2 separate regions of the Homo sapiens genome follow, and region 1 is linked to region 2. A link is a loop called in an ENCODE intact Hi-C map of the cell type or tissue named here. Cell type or tissue: tibial artery. All regions are shown on one strand. Region 1 overlaps TTC7A (tetratricopeptide repeat domain 7A). Region 2 overlaps TTC7A (tetratricopeptide repeat domain 7A).

Region 1 (8,000 bases), 50 kb before region 2:
GGATCAGGACTAGTCTTGTATCTTACTAGGTTGGAAAAAGCTGGCAGAGGAGCCCCCAGGCAGCTAGAGCTCAGGCAAGCAGCAGCAGTCCCAGACTGGCCGACTGAGGGAATGGGGGGTGGTTCAGCCTCAGCTCCCTGGGACCTTATGCAAGGTAGTTCATCTTCTGGGGCTCAGTGTCCTCATCTGCAGAGGGTGGGGGGTGGTCAGTGGTTTCATCCCTGCCCAGGGTTACTGTGAGGCCAGATGAGACGGTGGATGTGACAATTCAGCTTCTAAAGGAGTAATGCAGGCCGGGAGCGGTGGCTCACGCCTGTAATCCCAGCACTTTGGGAGGCCGAGGCGGGCGGATCACTTGAGGTCAGGGGTTCAAGACCAACCTAGCCAACATGGTGAAGCCCCGTCTCTACTAGAAATACAAAAAAATTAGCCAGGCGTGGTGGTGGGTGCCTGTAATCCCAACTACTTGGGAGGCTGAGGCAGGAAAATTGCTTGAACCCAGGAGGCGGAGGTTGCAGTGAGCCGAGACCACACCACTGCTCTCCAACCTGGGCAACAAGAGCGAGACTCTGTCTCAAAAAAAAAAAAAAAAAAAAGAGTAATGCATGTCACACGCATAGGGCTGGCTGTTTGACCAAGAGTAGTCCCTGCCTTGGGTTTCTCATGGGCCAGCCTGCCTGAGGCCTTTCCCTAAGGTCCCATGTTTGCTTCATGGATACTTGGTCAAAGACCAGAAATGTGTTATGCTAGCAGTGCTGAGCTGTTGGGTGATGGGTGTATGGGGACTAGCGTTGTTTCTTTGGCTTCTCCTCTTCTGACCTGCCAGAAGGCTTGCAGTGAATGTTCTTTAATTGAGGAGGGGCTACCCTAGGAGAACAGCCGGAAGGACAAAGGCTAGGAGCAGGACAACTACACAAGCCCTAGGTTTAAATCCTGGGATTAAATGCATGGATTAAACGGAGCAGTGCATCCCCAGCGCTGGGCAGCCTTGGGGTGGGTGTGGGGGTTATGGCAGTGCACACTAGGCAGGGAGAAACCAGAGGAGAACATTCTGCCATTATTCTAAGAACAGTGAGGAAGAGACGGTGAGAAGATTTAATGTTCATGTATTACTTTAAGGGTCACAAGTGCATTCACATCTGTTACTGCATTTGATCTAGAGGATTTTCTAATGAAAGAAAGCAGGATTCTGAGGCCACTTCAATGGTGGAAGGGAAAGAGTGTGGCTGGGACTAGGTCAGAGCTACTCCCAGAGCATGGGGGTACACCATGTGGCCTGAGGGCAGTGAGCCAGGGAGGAGGGAGCAGGACAGCTGGGGGTGCTGGGAAGGAACTGATGCTCCCATAGTGTCTGAGGCCCTGGCCTCAGAGGCTAGCCCTGGCCCCTGAGCTGCACATTAATTCTGTTCTGCTGTGGCTTACCCACCAGCCCCCATGCCTGCCTTTTCTCTGTCCCATTTCCCCCTACCCCTCCCTGTTGCCATGGTTACACACACAGGCACTGCCCAGCAACCACCAGGAATATTTCACTTCGGCCCTGCCCCAAAGCCATAGTAACCACTCAGCCCACTTCTGCTTCTGGCTGGGGAATCACAGCCCTCTCTTGCACAGGCCCCAGTTCGCACCAGTCCCTAGGACCCCCAGGGAGCCTTCCTGGCTGCCTGCCTATTGAGGGCCTATCACCAGCCTGAGGATTTGTGCTGCTGCTGCTGCCGCTGCTGCTAGTATGCTCCTCTCTTCTGTTCCTATTCTTCTGACCTAATTAACGCCCGGTTCTGAAAATCCACCCCTCCCTCTGCCAGACACAAATTCAGACACTGTTCTCTTAAAGGTCAAGGTCTAGGGTGGACAGGGGGAGGTTTCCACTCCAGGCCCAGAGTCTTTCTCTCCTGAGTGTCACACCCTGCAGGTTGAGTCAAGTTCTGTGCGTGAGGCTGTGCCTGGGGCCAGGAGTCTAGCCATGAGCAAGAACTGGTGAACCAGACGGGGGCATGTGAGCTGAGGCATGGGCTGGGTTGGGGGAGGACAGGAGAGGCCTGACCTCTCCTGGTGAGATGAGTTAGGGATGGTGCTGTAAGAGGGTGGTCCTGAATGGGGTTGTGAGGAGGTAGAAGGTGTCCAGGTTGATAGAGGGAACTGCAGCATGACCGAAGATGGGCCATGGTGACTGTAGGGACCAGCAAGGGGTTCCATGTCACTGGAGAGAAGCCCGCCAGTTAGGCTGCCCCAGAAAGGAGTTTAGATTTTATCCTGATGGCCATAGTGATGGCTCGCAGCCCACTATCCCCTGAACAAGATTGGTCTGCACAGACAGGCAGGAGGGTCCCCAGACCCTGGATGTGCCCAGCCAAGCTTCTTCCCACCCCTGCAGACTGCCTGGCTCCACCCGCTCCCATCATAACCTCTTGCTTCCACCAGAATTCCAGGTCAGCCTCCACTCGGGGATGTGCATCCTATAATGCTGCTCCTTCCTGTTCTCCCCATGGGCAGGGCCTCTGTGCCCCCGTCCTCTCACACCCGAGCCACTCTTGCCTGTTGGAGGCCGCCCCTGTGGGTCCCCACCCTGGGTGGCCAGAGCTGGGGAGCTGCTGGAGGTGGTGGAGTGGGTCAGTACATCGCCGGGGACAGAACGAGGGCTGTATTCCTAGTTGGCTCAGGGGACTAGCTCCTGCCAACCCTCTCCCTAGAATTTCTTCTCTCTTCCTGTTGGTGGCTGTGTGGGTGGACTTCACTGGGAAGGAGGGGGATTTCTTGGCACCTTCTTTCTCCACTCCTCTCCTTCAACCCTTTGGAGCTCCTGAGTGGCTCCTGTTCCACAGGCTGACTCCAGAGCTCAGCCTTGCCGGGATTTCCGGGCATCCCGGCACCCTCTCCTGGGCCATCTAAGTCCATGGGGGCATGGGCAGCACTCACCAACTGTGGCAACAGGGCAGCCATCAGAACCCCTGGCCACCAGTCTCTCAGTGACTGAGCTGTCCCCCAGGGTGAGTCACTTCCTTGGGTCTTGGAGGTGTTTTGGCTTCCAGAGGCTTCTGGGAGGACTCCCTCCAGCCCTGCGCTGCAGGACACACCCAGAGCCTGTGGTCTGGAGGCCTCAGGGGCTTGGGCTTCTGCCTCCAGCGCCTCACCTGGAGGAGGGGAGAGCAGTCCTGCCCAAGGGAAGCTGTGAGGCCCACTTGCTGCATAGGAGGGATGGGGTAGCTCTGATGAGGGAGATCTGGGTTTTTAGGGCTGGCAGCTCCTTTTTATTCGGTTAGGAAGGCTGAGTCCTTGGTCTTGAGGTCCTGTGTATGGAAGCAGAGGAGGGCAAGTACTATTGTACAGAAGGAGGCTCAGACAGAGGGAGGGAGATGCAGGAGAGAGCCCCATTTGGCAGAGGGGAATGAGCAGGAGAAGGGAGGATGCTGGGGGCGGCCCCCAGCAGCATCTGCCCAGAACACAGCTCTGCCCAGCTCCCGCACAGCCCTTGGAGTGGGGGTGGATATGTTACCATTTCTGGCCCCAGAGTGTCCTCTGCCTAAGTCCCTGCCCTGTGGCTGCTTGGAGGCCCCCATGACTCCTGCAGCTGAGGAGCTTCTCCCTTTCCACCTTTTGCCCCCAGCCTGCGTGTTGCCCCCAGGGTATAGAGGTGGGCAGAGGGGTGGGACTATCTGCACATACCAAAGAACACAAGAGTCCCACATCCTTGATGGGGAGCTTCTGGCTTGGTGATGAGGAGCTCCCCTCTTGGAATTAGACAGAATTTCCCGCTCATACAGCACCTTTCCCTCTCCTACCGCCACCCCCAGCAGCCATCTGGCAACTCTGTGAGCTACTGAAATCCTCGGCGCTGGACGCCAAGAGCAGAGTTCTTGAGTGTGGGGAAGCTCTCCCTGGGGAGGGACGGAGGAGAGTTTCCATGGTTGGAAGGAGCCAGGAGAGGGTCCGGGCTGGACACAGAGAGGAAGGGAGGGGGGGGCTCTGGGAATGTCGTTGTCAAAGCTACTTGAGAGGCTGAAGAGGAAGAGAAGAGGGCACTGGGGGCCACAGCCCAACCTCCCCACCAAGAGTCAAGCAGCAGAGCCACCTACCCAATCCAGGCACTTTCACATCTTAGCCAAAACTCTTGCTGTAATTGTGAGAATTGCAAACACACCAGGGACTGTTCCATAAAACGACTGGCCTGTGCTCCTCAAAAATGCCAGTGTCATGAGAGAGAAAGGTGGAGGGCCGCTTCCAGATACAGGGAGATTAAAGAGACATGGCACCTGAATACAAGGTATGATCCTGGACTGGATCCTGGACAATAATAGTTATATAGAGAGAGGAACATTGAGGAAGGGTTTTCGGTTATGAGACTATTCTTGCAACTTTTCTGTAGGCTTGAAATTTTGTAGAATAACAAATTGAATACCAGAAGCTTGACCCCTCAGAACTGCTCCCTCACCTAAACTGGGCTAAGGGTGAAGGATTTTCTCTCTTGGAGAGGGCCTTTGTGGAGATAGGAAAAGGCCATTTCTGGGAGTGTGGCCATCTTTCTGGCTTGGGGCAGTGGCAAAAAGGTGATAGCGGCTGGGCCAGCAAGGTGGGGGCCCTGCGAAGACAGACACCTGCTTATCTACTCTCCTCACTCTTTCCCAAACAATGTCCCACCCACAGGCAACTCGAGATGTGGTGCTGAGCCGGGTGCCGGAGCAGGAGGAGGACCGGACAGTGAGCTTGCAGAATGCCGCAGCCATCTATGACCTCCTGAGCATCACGTTGGGCAGAAGGGGACAGTACGTCATGCTCTCGGAGGTACGGCCGGCCATGCAGCCCACCCCACTCTCCGGAGTCAGGTGGTCTGTAAAGGAAATCAGACAGAGCCATTTGTCCCTTCTCCACCTGTCATTCCCCTGCCAGGCTGCTCTGCCGCTTTGACCTCGGCAAGTTGTACAAGTCTCAGCTTCCTCATTGGTGAAATATGGGTAGTTAGAGAACCCACCTGACAAGGTTGTTGGGGAGAGTGCATGTGAAAGGCTGAGAACAGTGCCATGCACAGTAATAATAAATGTTCGCTGCTATTTTTATTACATGTCTACGTTTTGAAAGCACTTTCACAAATCTTATTCCATTTGCTCTTTGCCATCACCCTGTGAGATCATTCACATGTTAAGGAGGTGAACTGAGGGCCTGAGAGGGTGAGAGACTTGAGTAGGGTCACACAGCAAGCCAGGGGCAGGAACTGGGTTTCGGCAGGGTGTCTCCCAGGAGCCAAGTGCGGGCCTCCTGCAGCCTCCCAAAAGCGGTGACTTGGGCAGTAACTACCCTGGAAGGGTGCGGATGGCTGGGGTGGGAGGACCCCTGGTGGGTAAATGCTGACTATCTCCCCTCCCCAGTGCCTGGAGCGAGCCATGAAGTTTGCGTTTGGAGAATTTCACCTTTGGTACCAGGTGGCCCTCTCCATGGTGGCTTGTGGGAAGGTAAGGCCCAGGGGGCGCTAGGGGTTGCACACTCACCCGCAGGGGGCTCTGCTGAGATGGACAGAGGGGCTTTTCTGGCCAGGGGAGTGGGTGGGTATTATCCTGCCGCTGGTTTGAACCTCCGGGAGAGTGAGGGGCGTGGGGTGGGCCACACAGACACCTTGTGTGAATTCCTGTCCACGTGCGAGCTGTGAGTGTGCCGGTGTGCTGGTGTGAGTCTGTGGATGCTTTTCTCTGAGCGTGCGTACATGCATGGGAGCACTGTATCCTCTGTGCTGAAGAGCTAATAATGTGACTGCATGTGGTGGATATGAGGTGCATCCAGGTGAGTGAACATTGTTCCACGTGGGCTGTAGTTCTCATCCTGTCCACTGAGCATAGCATCAGGAAATGGCCTGCTTGTGGACTGGAGACTTGCCTCGGAGGGGAAGCTTAAAGGGCAGAGCAGAACAGCAGCACCCACAAGGGAGTTCGGAGGGAGTACTGCATGATGCATGGGGCTGGGAGCACCTGCATGGGGACAGGGCCTGGCGGGACGCTGCCCGGAGCAAGGAGCACCGGGCATGAGTTCACTCTCTATCCACCCAGCTCCGGTGCCATCACCCCTGCTTTTTGCTCCGATCAGAATTATACTTACATAAGCCTCTATTTTAAGCAGTGACATGAAAGGAAAACCTTTCTGGAGCTGAGTTCTGAGGGTGTTGGGGCTGAGGATGCTATGAATGCAGGAAATAAGGTGGCATGAGCTTGCAGATTGTTCCAGGAGCTGTAAATATCCAGAGCCCTTTCATGGGGCTGAGGGAATTCCTCGCCCCCCTGGCCCATCTGTGCCACGTTCCATTTCTGGCCCCGCAGCCGTCTCTGAGGAGGGCCCTCCTGGCTTGCCAGTGCCTCCTCCACGCATCAAGGGCGTGCCAGCCAGCTCGGGGCCTCGGCAGCCGAGGCAGGCCAGGCCCTGGCAGGGAGGGGGAAGAGGAGCAGGTGCTGCAGCCTGAGTGCGGGGAGAGGCTTGCTGGGGAGCCTTCCCTACCCCCATCTGCTGGGCATGTGTCTTTCCAAACCTCTCTCCTCTCCCCCATCACATCGGACACCTCACAGAGCATCTTGAAGTCACAGCATGATCTCCTTGGCTCTGTGCTCAGCAGGGTCTTGTCAAGGCTCAGGGAGAATTCAGAACACAGGGCAAGGCCCTGGCCCTCCAAGGGTTAGAGAGTGAGAGAAACCCTCCTACAGAACTGCAGGCAAAGGAGACAATGTGGGCAACGGTGAAGGGGCTGGAAAAGACGAGCTGGCCGTGGGGATGGGGACAGGAAGGTGTTGAAGGCACCGGTCAGCCTGGGGTAGTAGGGACAGGGCCGGGAGGAGGTGGGGCTGGATCTTCCATGGAGCCTGGGGAGACAGCTCACAGTGGCATGGGCAGGTTCTTCCTACCTCTGGGAAACACAGAAAGCCCGTCTAATCTTGGGACAGTGAGTACAGGTGGGAGAGGCCTAGGGCCAGAGCAGTGGTTCGCACCCTTCTGTGGGTCCTGGACTCCTTTCAGGAGGTAAGGGAAGCTGAGGACTCCTGCTCAGAAAAATTCACTGCACGTGCAAGTTAGCTTTAAATCCGAGAGAGGCTCCTAGACGCTCTCCAGGCTCAGTCAAAGGTGTCGTGATAGCCTGGGAGGTAAGGAGTCTTCTGCCTCTGACTAGCTGGACTCAGAGAGATCCAGACACAGCCTGGCACCATCCCAGCATCCAGGGAGCTGGTTTCGCGACTTGGCTCCTTCACAGACCAGCAAGGTGGCCCCGGGAGTGGGCTTGCATCAGGGAGTTAAGATTGGCCAGTTGCCCATGCATGAGGCTTCATGGGCTGGAGACACTGTGTGTTCGGTGCAGCAGGAGATTGTTCTGGAAAGCATTCTCCACCCCCCTTGGGAACCCTGCCCACCAAATCAGTCTGCCTGATTGTCCCAGGCAGCCCTCAAGAGTGGCCAGACCTTGCCTTTGCTGAAAGCCTAAGGTGGAATCAAGGGCCTGTATCTGTGATTATGCCCGAAAGGCCTTCCAGAAGGTGAGTCTGGGTAGTTGAACCTGCAGGAATAATGGATGAGTTCCGTGACATGATTTAGGTCGTTCCTTCTCTTGCTCTCTGTGCGGCAATTGCATTGGCTGTGTTGCTAGGTAACCAGCATGACAAAAAAAAAAAAAGCTGCTGCTCCGGCTGCTGAGTCCTCAGATGGCTCCTTAAATAGCAGCGTTTTTTGGTGTACGTGGGGGTGGGGTGGAACGGGGTGGAATGCAGAGGGTCAGGGTTAGAGAACCCTGTGTGGCAAGGATCCAGAGTTCAGCAGCCATGAGAAGGAGGCCGAGGAGAAGCCTGAGGCTTGCTGGGGTGTGGATGGAGGGGCCTTGGGGAGGGACTTGGAGTGGTGTTCCCAGGGCAGGGCCTCAGGAGGAGGTAGATAGCCTGACAGTGCCTTCAAGCCCCTCAGGCACCCTGGCACCCGCCCACTCTGGGCACCCTGTGGAGTCTCCCAGCCTGCAGGAGCTGGTCACCTGCTAACACCCTCTTGTG
Region 2 (8,000 bases):
GTATTTGTATTTTGTTATTTTAATGATCGCAGAGTCTGGGATGATTATACCCCCACTTATTTTTAATCAATCCCTATTGTTGGACACTGAGGTTATTTCTGTTGTGTTCACGTAAAGAGCATCTTTGCTGACATTATTGTTTTCCCAGGAATAGATCCTAGTGGGATCTCTGCCTGATTTTCCTCCAAAGAGCTCCCCTCCCCAGCTGTGGGTGAGAGGACATAGTGGGCCCTCCCTAGTGGGTCTGTGAGCTGCTTTCTGGCTGCCCAGCCGCACCACCCTACCCTGATTCAGGGTGCCCTGTCTCCCCATGGTGCTGGGCAATGACTGCTCCTGGGGCCTGCAACGTGTGGACCTCTGACCACTGCTCGGCTCGTGCCCTCTTGCTCTGCAGGCTCCCGGCGGGCTTCGTCCATCGCCGCCTCCCGGCTGGAGGAGGCCATGTCAGAGCTGACTATGCCCTCTTCGGTCCTGAAGCAGGGCCCCATGCAGCTGTGGACCACGCTGGAACAGATCTGGCTGCAGGCTGGTGAGTGCCCTGGTCCCAGTGACACACACAGCCTGTCTGCAGGCCACCCATGCTCTCAGAGCCCTGTCCTGGAGAAGGGAGTGTGGGGAGGTGGGGACACCTTGCTAGGCCCACGCGGGTTACAGAGTCCTCGCCTCTGGCTGTGGGTCTCCTTCTCTGCCCAGTGGAGATGGTGTCTGCCTTCCTGCCTGGGAGAGCTTCTCTGGCAGCAAGCCCAAACGTGAGAGGATTGGAGGTCCTGAGAGGCCACACAGATGGACAGTTGTCTCAGTCTCAAAAACAGGCTTCAAACCCTGGAGAGCTCAGAGAGGGGAGGTGTGGAGGCCCCAAGAAAGAGAGGGCTGGGGGTAGAATTCATTGAAGATGGAGGAAAGACTGGTAACTTTGAGGTTGCCATTCAGGTGACAGTCCCTCTTGGTAACTAAGTGATACCATTGCCACCAGGCGTCTGAAGGCCAGCCAGTGTTGGGGAGGCAGGCTGTAGGAAGCCTGGCTCCAGAGTTCCACAGACCTGGGTTCTGAAAGCAGCCCACAGCTGGCTAGCCCTGATCTGAAACGAGCCAATGTGTGACACAGTCAGGGTGGCCATTACAAGTGCTCAGCAAAAGGTGTTTGGCTTCCGTCTCGTCCATGGCAGTCATGGTGGAGGAAGAGGCAGCATGGCCCCACGGACAGCGAGTGTCTTAACACCGGCTTATGAATGCCCGGGAGGGACTCGCTGCCAAGAGTTTTGAAAATTTACCCTGACAGTAGTGTGAGAGGTAGATCAGAGTGGAAAGAGAGAGAGCCAAAGCCAAAGATGACAAGTGCCTGAATGAAATAAAATGGCAGCAGAAGACAGAGGAGGAGGATAGGCTAAATGGACCCCTAAAGTACCCCAGGCCAACACAACCCCTTGGCCTAGAGCTGCCCACGTGAAGTTCTGGGCCCAGGAGTACCTCTTGCATTTTCTCTGATTACCCTCCTCTCTGCTCCTTCTCCATCATGGGGGTGTGCTATTGTCCCCAGGGGGGGAGTTGGAGAAGAAACCGAAAGTTGATGATCTCTTACTGGGACATGGGGATTTGGTAAGTCAGAGTCCGAATATGCTTGTTAGCTGAGAATCTAAGGTTTCCCACTGCATGTTCCTCACATACGGCACATTAGTATGCAGTACGCCCCCACTCTCCCCACTGTAGGTTCTGAATCTGCAAAAAACATTGGATAGGATTCACAGGAAGGCTAGACATGGGAGCACTTTAACAATGCAGAAACTGTCCCAGTTAGCATCTCGGGGTCCCTTCGGATGCTGGGGGTGGGCGGAGGCTGCACTTGCTCCACAGTCAGCTTGTTGGGTTTTAAGTAGGAAGAGGGATGTTGAAAAATCCAGAGGAATAATAAACAAGGCCTCGCCTTAGGCAAAGGTTCCCGTCGTCTTCTAAGATTCTAATGACTTCTAAGACTAAAATAATGACTTCCAACTTCCAAGGGGCCGCATGGAGCCCCAGCCCCCACAGCTTCGCACCCATGATGGGGGCTTCACCAGCTTTAAGGAATGCAGCGTAACACAGTGATCAGATTCTGCAGTTGTGGGTTGCCTGTACCAGAGCTCCCAGGCCTTTGTTTGAATGATTTGCCTTGGTTTTGGTGGGCGGGTTTTTGGTGGGTTTTTTTGTTTGTTTGTTTGGTTGGTTGGTTGGTTGGTTGGTTGGTTGGTTGGTTGGTTTTTTGAGGCAGAGTCTCACTCTGTGGCCCAGGCTGGAGTGCAGTGGTGCAATCTCAGCTCACTGCAACCTCCACCTCCCAGGTTCAAGTGATTCTCCCACCTCAGCCTCCTGAGTAGCTGGGACTACAGGTGTGTGCCACCGTGCCCGGCTAATTTTTTTTGTATTTTTAGTACAGACAGGGTTTCACCATGTTGGCCACACTGGTTTCGAACTCCTCACCTCAGTGATCTGCCCGCCGTGGCCCACCAAAGTGCTGGGATTACAGGCGTGAGCCACTGCGCCCGGCCTGATTTGTCTTGTTTGTTTACTACCATCATCACAAGCTTGCTTGCAGTTCTCAGGTTGTATATTGCTTTATACTAGGGATGTTAGCATGTGCTGATAACTCCAAGTAAGGTTAAAGGCCCTCCTGAAGCCAGTAATTAGACTTGGGAATGTCAAGAGAAACACATGCCTTTCAGTCATTTGCACATGAGCCTTTCTTCTTTGGTCATTGTCTTAGATATTCACTCCACAGAAGAGAACTCCGAGAACAGCATCTGAATGCTTTGAATGTGGCGCTGCATCAGGGTCAGGCAGTGTAGTATTAGGAGACCAGTTTGGGTGCATGTAGCAGATCCAAAATAGCAGTGTCTTGCACAAGGTGGGTGCTTATTTCTTTCTCATGTAACAGTTTACAGTTTACAGATGACAGCCTTGACTGGGACAGCGACTCTTCTGTCCCTAGGGTATCACTGTCGTCCATGTGGTCCAGGATGGCTCTCTGCCACATTCACATTCCAAGGCAAACGATTTACAAGGAAGAAAGGCACCCCCTTCCCTATAAGGACATGTCCTGGAATTGGCACACATCACCTCCCCTCATGATCCATTGGCCAGAACTTAGTTATTTGACTGCCCCTAACTGCCGAGGGCTCTGGCAGATGTCATTATTCTGGGTGTCCCATTAAAAGTCAGGGGATCAGGCCGGGTGCGGTGGCTCATGCCCGTAATCCGAGCACTTTGGGAGGCCGAGGCAGGCAGACGACTTGAGCCCAGGAGTTCAAGACCAACCCAGGCAACATGGTAAAACCCCATCTCTACTAAAAATACAAAAAAATTATCTGGGCATGGTGGTGCATGCCTGTAGTCCCAGCTGCTCTGGAGGCTGAGGTGGGAGGATCACTTGAGCCTAGGAAGTCGAGGCTGCAGTGAACTGAGACTGTGCCACTGCATGCCAGCCTGGGCAATGGGAGTGAGACCCTGTCTCAAAAAAAAAAAAAAAGTCAGGGGATCTATCCTGCTAGAAGAAGGGGAGAATACACTGGTGACTGGTGCACAACCGCCACGGCCAGGAAAGGAACATGAGAAGGTGTCCTAGTTCTTTCATTCTGAGCATGAGAGAATTCCAGGGTAATTTGCACCCCCTGAGCCCTCTCCCCTCCCCTGGCTGCCATCATCACTAGCAAGCATCTACCAAGCACCTGTTGAATGGAGGGCTGCCAGGACCAGATCACCAGGGCAATGATCTCCCTAAACCGCCTCCCCCACCTGACCCAGGCTAAGAATACAATCAGCATCCCCCCGCCAAACCCTGCCTAATGACTCCACCAGCTGCAGCAAATTTGCAGGAAGGGAAAAAGATGCCTTGATCATTTTGGAAGGAGCTAATCCCCCTGGTTTGGTTCAAGATAAATTGCATCCCAATCTGTATGGCAGTAAGTTCCATCGTGAATTCACTCTTTGGTTGAATTCAAAGAGACTGTCGTAGCCTTCCTCTCTCAACTCTTGCCCTCCTCTCCTCCCTTCTTCAAGCCTCCTTCCAATTCCAGTCCAGTGCGAGAAGCTGATGAATGGTACCCACTTGAGAGACGGGCTGCAGGGCAATGCCTCTTGGGCAGCGGGTCTGTGTGAGAGTGGGAGAGGCACAGAGTCCCATAGATGCTCCAGGATCTGAGTGTTGAGAGAGGTGCTTTCCCTAAAAGCAAGAACTACCCCTTCATCCCCCATGACCCCCATGATCCCAGGTCACGGCTCTGGGAGCTGACAGTGGGCCAGAGCAGGAGACGCATGTAGGGAGAGTGCCCCTACCCTGGAGGTCCAAGGGCTCATGGGTAGCTCTGGGCTTTCTCCAGGTTTAGGGGAAGCTGGCCTGAGTCTCAGCTCCCCAGTGCCAGACTCCTGTGGTCTGGTGCCGGTGCTCTGGCCCGCAGTTGGAGGCCACCCCAGGTGTCTCCTGGGCAGACTTGGGGGGCTGGGGTGGGGTGGCCAGCGCTGTGGCTGAAGCGGGTGTTTATGATGAAGCCATAGTCCAGGGAGAAGCTGGCGCTCACCCTTGGTCCTACATGCTCCTCTACTCTTTGTCATCCTTCCTGCCCCCCTCCTGTCTTCATTCAGTGCCTTCTTCCCACGTCCTCCTCTTCCCTGGCTCCAGCTTTTTCTTCCCTCCTCCCAGCTTCCCGAGTCAGCGAGGCCACTCTCAGGACAGGCCCATGCAGCCCCTGACTGCCTTGTGCCCTCTAGGTCCCAGGGATGGAGGGTCTCAGACCAACCTGAGAACTCCCTGGAGACCTTTGGATTCCCTGTGTTGGCCTGGGCGTTCTCCATTCTAGTCCCCTTGATCTTCACTCTCCTTCCTCCCTTGCCCTCTCCCCACCTTCCTTCTTTTTCTGGGCATTTATATGCTCTGAGTGTCTGATGCTTATTTCCTTTGGGTCACCCAAATGGCCCCCACTGAGGGTCAAGGCTAGCCATGGTGAATTCTTTTGGGGGGACTAACCTATTTCTCTCCTGCCCTGTGGCTCACCTCTCTGAAGTCTGGGGGAGGGTCTCTGTAGGAAGCACACTCACCTGGAGAAGCCCTAAGAGGCCTTGGGGGTGGGCCCAGGCTCTCTGTACCCTGCTCATTAGCACAGGGCCAGCCTGCGGGCAAGGCCCTCCCTGCAAAGGGGGTGTGGAAATAGCCCATGGAAAGTGGGCCCATCCCCCTGCCCGGGGTGGGAGAGCCTCGGCTTTGGCAGGAAGACTGGAACCAGCTCTGGGTGCAGGGTTAGACCAGGATGCCTCAAAAAAATAATAAAAGGGCCTCTTGCAAAGCTCCAGGGAACAGATGTTTTCCATTTGTAGCCTGCCGAGAGAAAGCACAGAGGAGAGGGGGTGGAGAGAGATGGAGGGAAGAGGAGGAAAACCGGAGACAGACAAGCAAGAGAAGAGGTCAGGGGGTAGGCAGGAGGATGATGAGAGCAGAGGGAAAATCAGAAAGGGGAAGACAGCATGAAGGAATGGAGGGGCCCCTTGACGCTGAGGGTGCAGCAGGGGCACCGTGTGCCCAAATCTCTGACCCCTCCCCCCCATCCAGCCCCGTGTGCTGGATGATGACCTCGACAATGAAAATTCAAGGAAAATGTGGTGCCCTGGCCAGGGGATGCTGGGATGGATGTGGGCACCACTGGGTCCTGGCAGCCACGGCCAGGCTGGGAAGGATCAGGGCCGTGGGTGGATGCGGCGCCCCAGGGCTACTGCAGCTATCTGACCATGGCTAGCAAAGCGTCGAGCAGGAGCCGAAGGCATCTGCTCAGGGACACTGAGACTAGCAAGGGGCAGTGCATTGTCACCCCAGACCTTTGGGCCTGTGTGCAGGTCAGAGGCCTACCCTGGAGGCTGGCCCTGCTGGGCACTGTCTGCCAGGCTGCCAGAAGCCTTCAGGAGGCTTCCCTGCTTGGGCTCTGGTCTGTGTCTTCTGGTTTCCTGTCTAACTGGGAATGGAGCCCATCAGTGGAGCAGCCCTAACGGTTCTTCAGGGCGTGCTCTCTGGTGTGTGGCCAGCCCAGCAAGGCCCTGGCCTCTGGAAGAACCAGGGCCCCGAGGCAAGAGGGATTGGGATTGGGTGGGGTACCCTCTAATTAAAATCTGTTGATGTGAATACACTATGAGGGGTCCCCAAGGGAGGGACAAGGGGCAGCCTCTGGAGACAGCGCAGCAAGTTGTAAACAGCTTAATCAGCTGTGCCAGGGCCAAGTAGACCAGGGGAGTGGGGAGCTTGACTCCTGGGCCCTCAGCTAAACTGAGCTTCTGGCGATGGAGGAAGCAGCCACCCTGCAAAAGTCACACCCACACACTTCCTTCTGCTTCTCCTCTCTCGTGACCCTGGGGGATTCTGCCACAGTGGAGCCCAGCCCATCTTCCTTGTCCTCTTAGTCCAAAGGCCTCTGCAGCCTTCAGGCTCCAGCTCCAATGCCTCCTCCCTCAGGAAGACTTCCCTGACCACACCAGCAGCATCGACCTAGCCCCTCTTGAGTGCCCATAACACTCAGATGTGGCACTTGTCATTCCACTGTCCTGGTCTCTGAAGTGGTTTAGTGGCTCAGCTGCTCCCACTCCTGTCCCCACTCTTTCTCCTCCTTGTGGGGAGACCAGGCACATAGTCAGTACTCAAAAGTTGTATGTTAAGCACTCAGTTATGAGGGCAGCCTGTTCAGATGCCCCAGCAGCAGCTCAACAGCAAAGCGGAGAGGGAGAGCTGAGGCTGAGAGAGCCAAATCTCTGACCCCTCCCCCTACCAGCCATCTGCCCCTGGGTTCAAAGACCCCATTTCCTCTGCTCTCTGCCTTGGGAATCTCCATTTCAGGCTGTCCCCAGGGACTAGAGCCCGCATTTCTCTCCCATATCCAGGAAGCCTGGCTTCTCTGTGTTTAATTCTCTGATCCTCCCAAGTTCTCATCTCCACTAGAGAAAAACCAGAGTCCTCTCACTCAGAAAGCGTTGTATTTTAGGATGTGGCAGGCTACTCGGGTTGCACAATGAACCTTAGGCAATGCTCGTGCTAAGTACCCCAGTGCCTGTGTTGCAGTCAAGGTTTTAGTTAGGCCTCTCCTGCTGCCTACTGGGACAGGAAGAGGGAATGTCTGGGCCTGGTTTCTCCACCTCTTTCTGGGAGCTTCCCTTGGGCATCTCTGTTCTCTATCCCACCCCAGACATAATCTGAACTAGGGTAACCTCAGCTGTCAGCTTTTGCTAGGCAGGGTTCTTGGCAAAACCACAAGTCAGACTCTGCTGGCCCTTCTGCGTTCCTCATCTGTGTCTTGATCCTTCTGTGCCTTCAGCATAGGCTCAGCCCCAGGAGTGGGCAGCCAAGCCTGGGGGCTGCTTTGGACAAAGGCTGAGTGCCCAGTGAGGCCGAAGAGCCGCGTCTCCTAAAGTGCCTACCGTGGGGTGTGCCTGTGCCACGTGGGTCTGAAATGTGTGTGTGTGGGGGCTGGCCTGGGTTGGAGAAACTGCCCCATTTCCTACTCCTCTGGTTGCAGGACAGATCCTCCCCTGCCTGCTGGCCCAAAGGGGTGTGTGTCTGCTTTGGAGGGAGGCCACAGAACTGCTTGGGAGTCCAGCCCTGGCTTTGCCCTTTCTCAGTGAGGGAATGGAGTGGGGTCCTCACCTCCTAAGCCTGCTTTTTTTTTTTTTTTTTTTTTTTTTTTTTTGAGATGGAGTCTCACTCTGTCGCCCAGGCTGGAGCACAGTGGCGCGATCGCAGCTCACCACAACCTCCGCCTCCCAGATTCAATGAACTCTCTGCCTCAGCCTCCCAAGTACCTGGGACCACAGGCACCCACCACCATGCCCAGCTAATTTTTTTGTATTTTTACTAGAGACGGGGTTTCACCATCCTGGCCAGGCTGGTCTTGAACTCCTGACCTCGTGATCTACCCGCCTTGGCCTCCCAAAGTGCTGGGACTACAGGCGTGAGCCTGTAGCCCAGCCACCTGCATTTTTTAAGTATGGATTATAGCACC

What was found. Hi-C counts contacts between places; a loop is a spot of excess contacts. Peaks named below come from ENCODE experiments on the same cell type or tissue, not always from the same donor. Only the 100,000 strongest peaks of a DNase experiment are listed, where the experiment ranks them.
Region 1: a loop joins it to region 2, with 1.8 times the contacts of the local background. A loop is called at or near these places in 11 of 110 quality-filtered maps.

The regions. Positions count from the first base shown.
Region 1 is chr2:47,001,284-47,009,283 of GRCh38, forward strand. TTC7A (tetratricopeptide repeat domain 7A) reads left to right here. Exons shown (of 20, transcript NM_020458.4): 9 at 4,639-4,776; 10 at 5,358-5,441. Among named protein-coding and RNA genes, the nearest start is that of TTC7A, 64 kb to the left of the region's middle. RefSeq lists a silencer at 1,290-1,455 and enhancers at 3,107-3,819, 5,033-5,929. In tibial artery, no CTCF peak of the experiment used is centred here; a DNase peak (open chromatin) is centred at 3,002; H3K27ac peaks cover 8,000 bases.
Region 2 is chr2:47,051,352-47,059,351 of GRCh38, forward strand. It overlaps TTC7A (tetratricopeptide repeat domain 7A), which reads left to right. Exons shown (of 20, transcript NM_020458.4): 18 at 395-529. Among named protein-coding and RNA genes, the nearest start is that of STPG4, 100 kb to the right of the region's middle. RefSeq lists a silencer at 296-502 and enhancers at 4,249-5,197, 6,498-6,587. In tibial artery, no CTCF peak of the experiment used is centred here; no DNase peak of the experiment used is centred here; H3K27ac peaks cover 6,457 bases.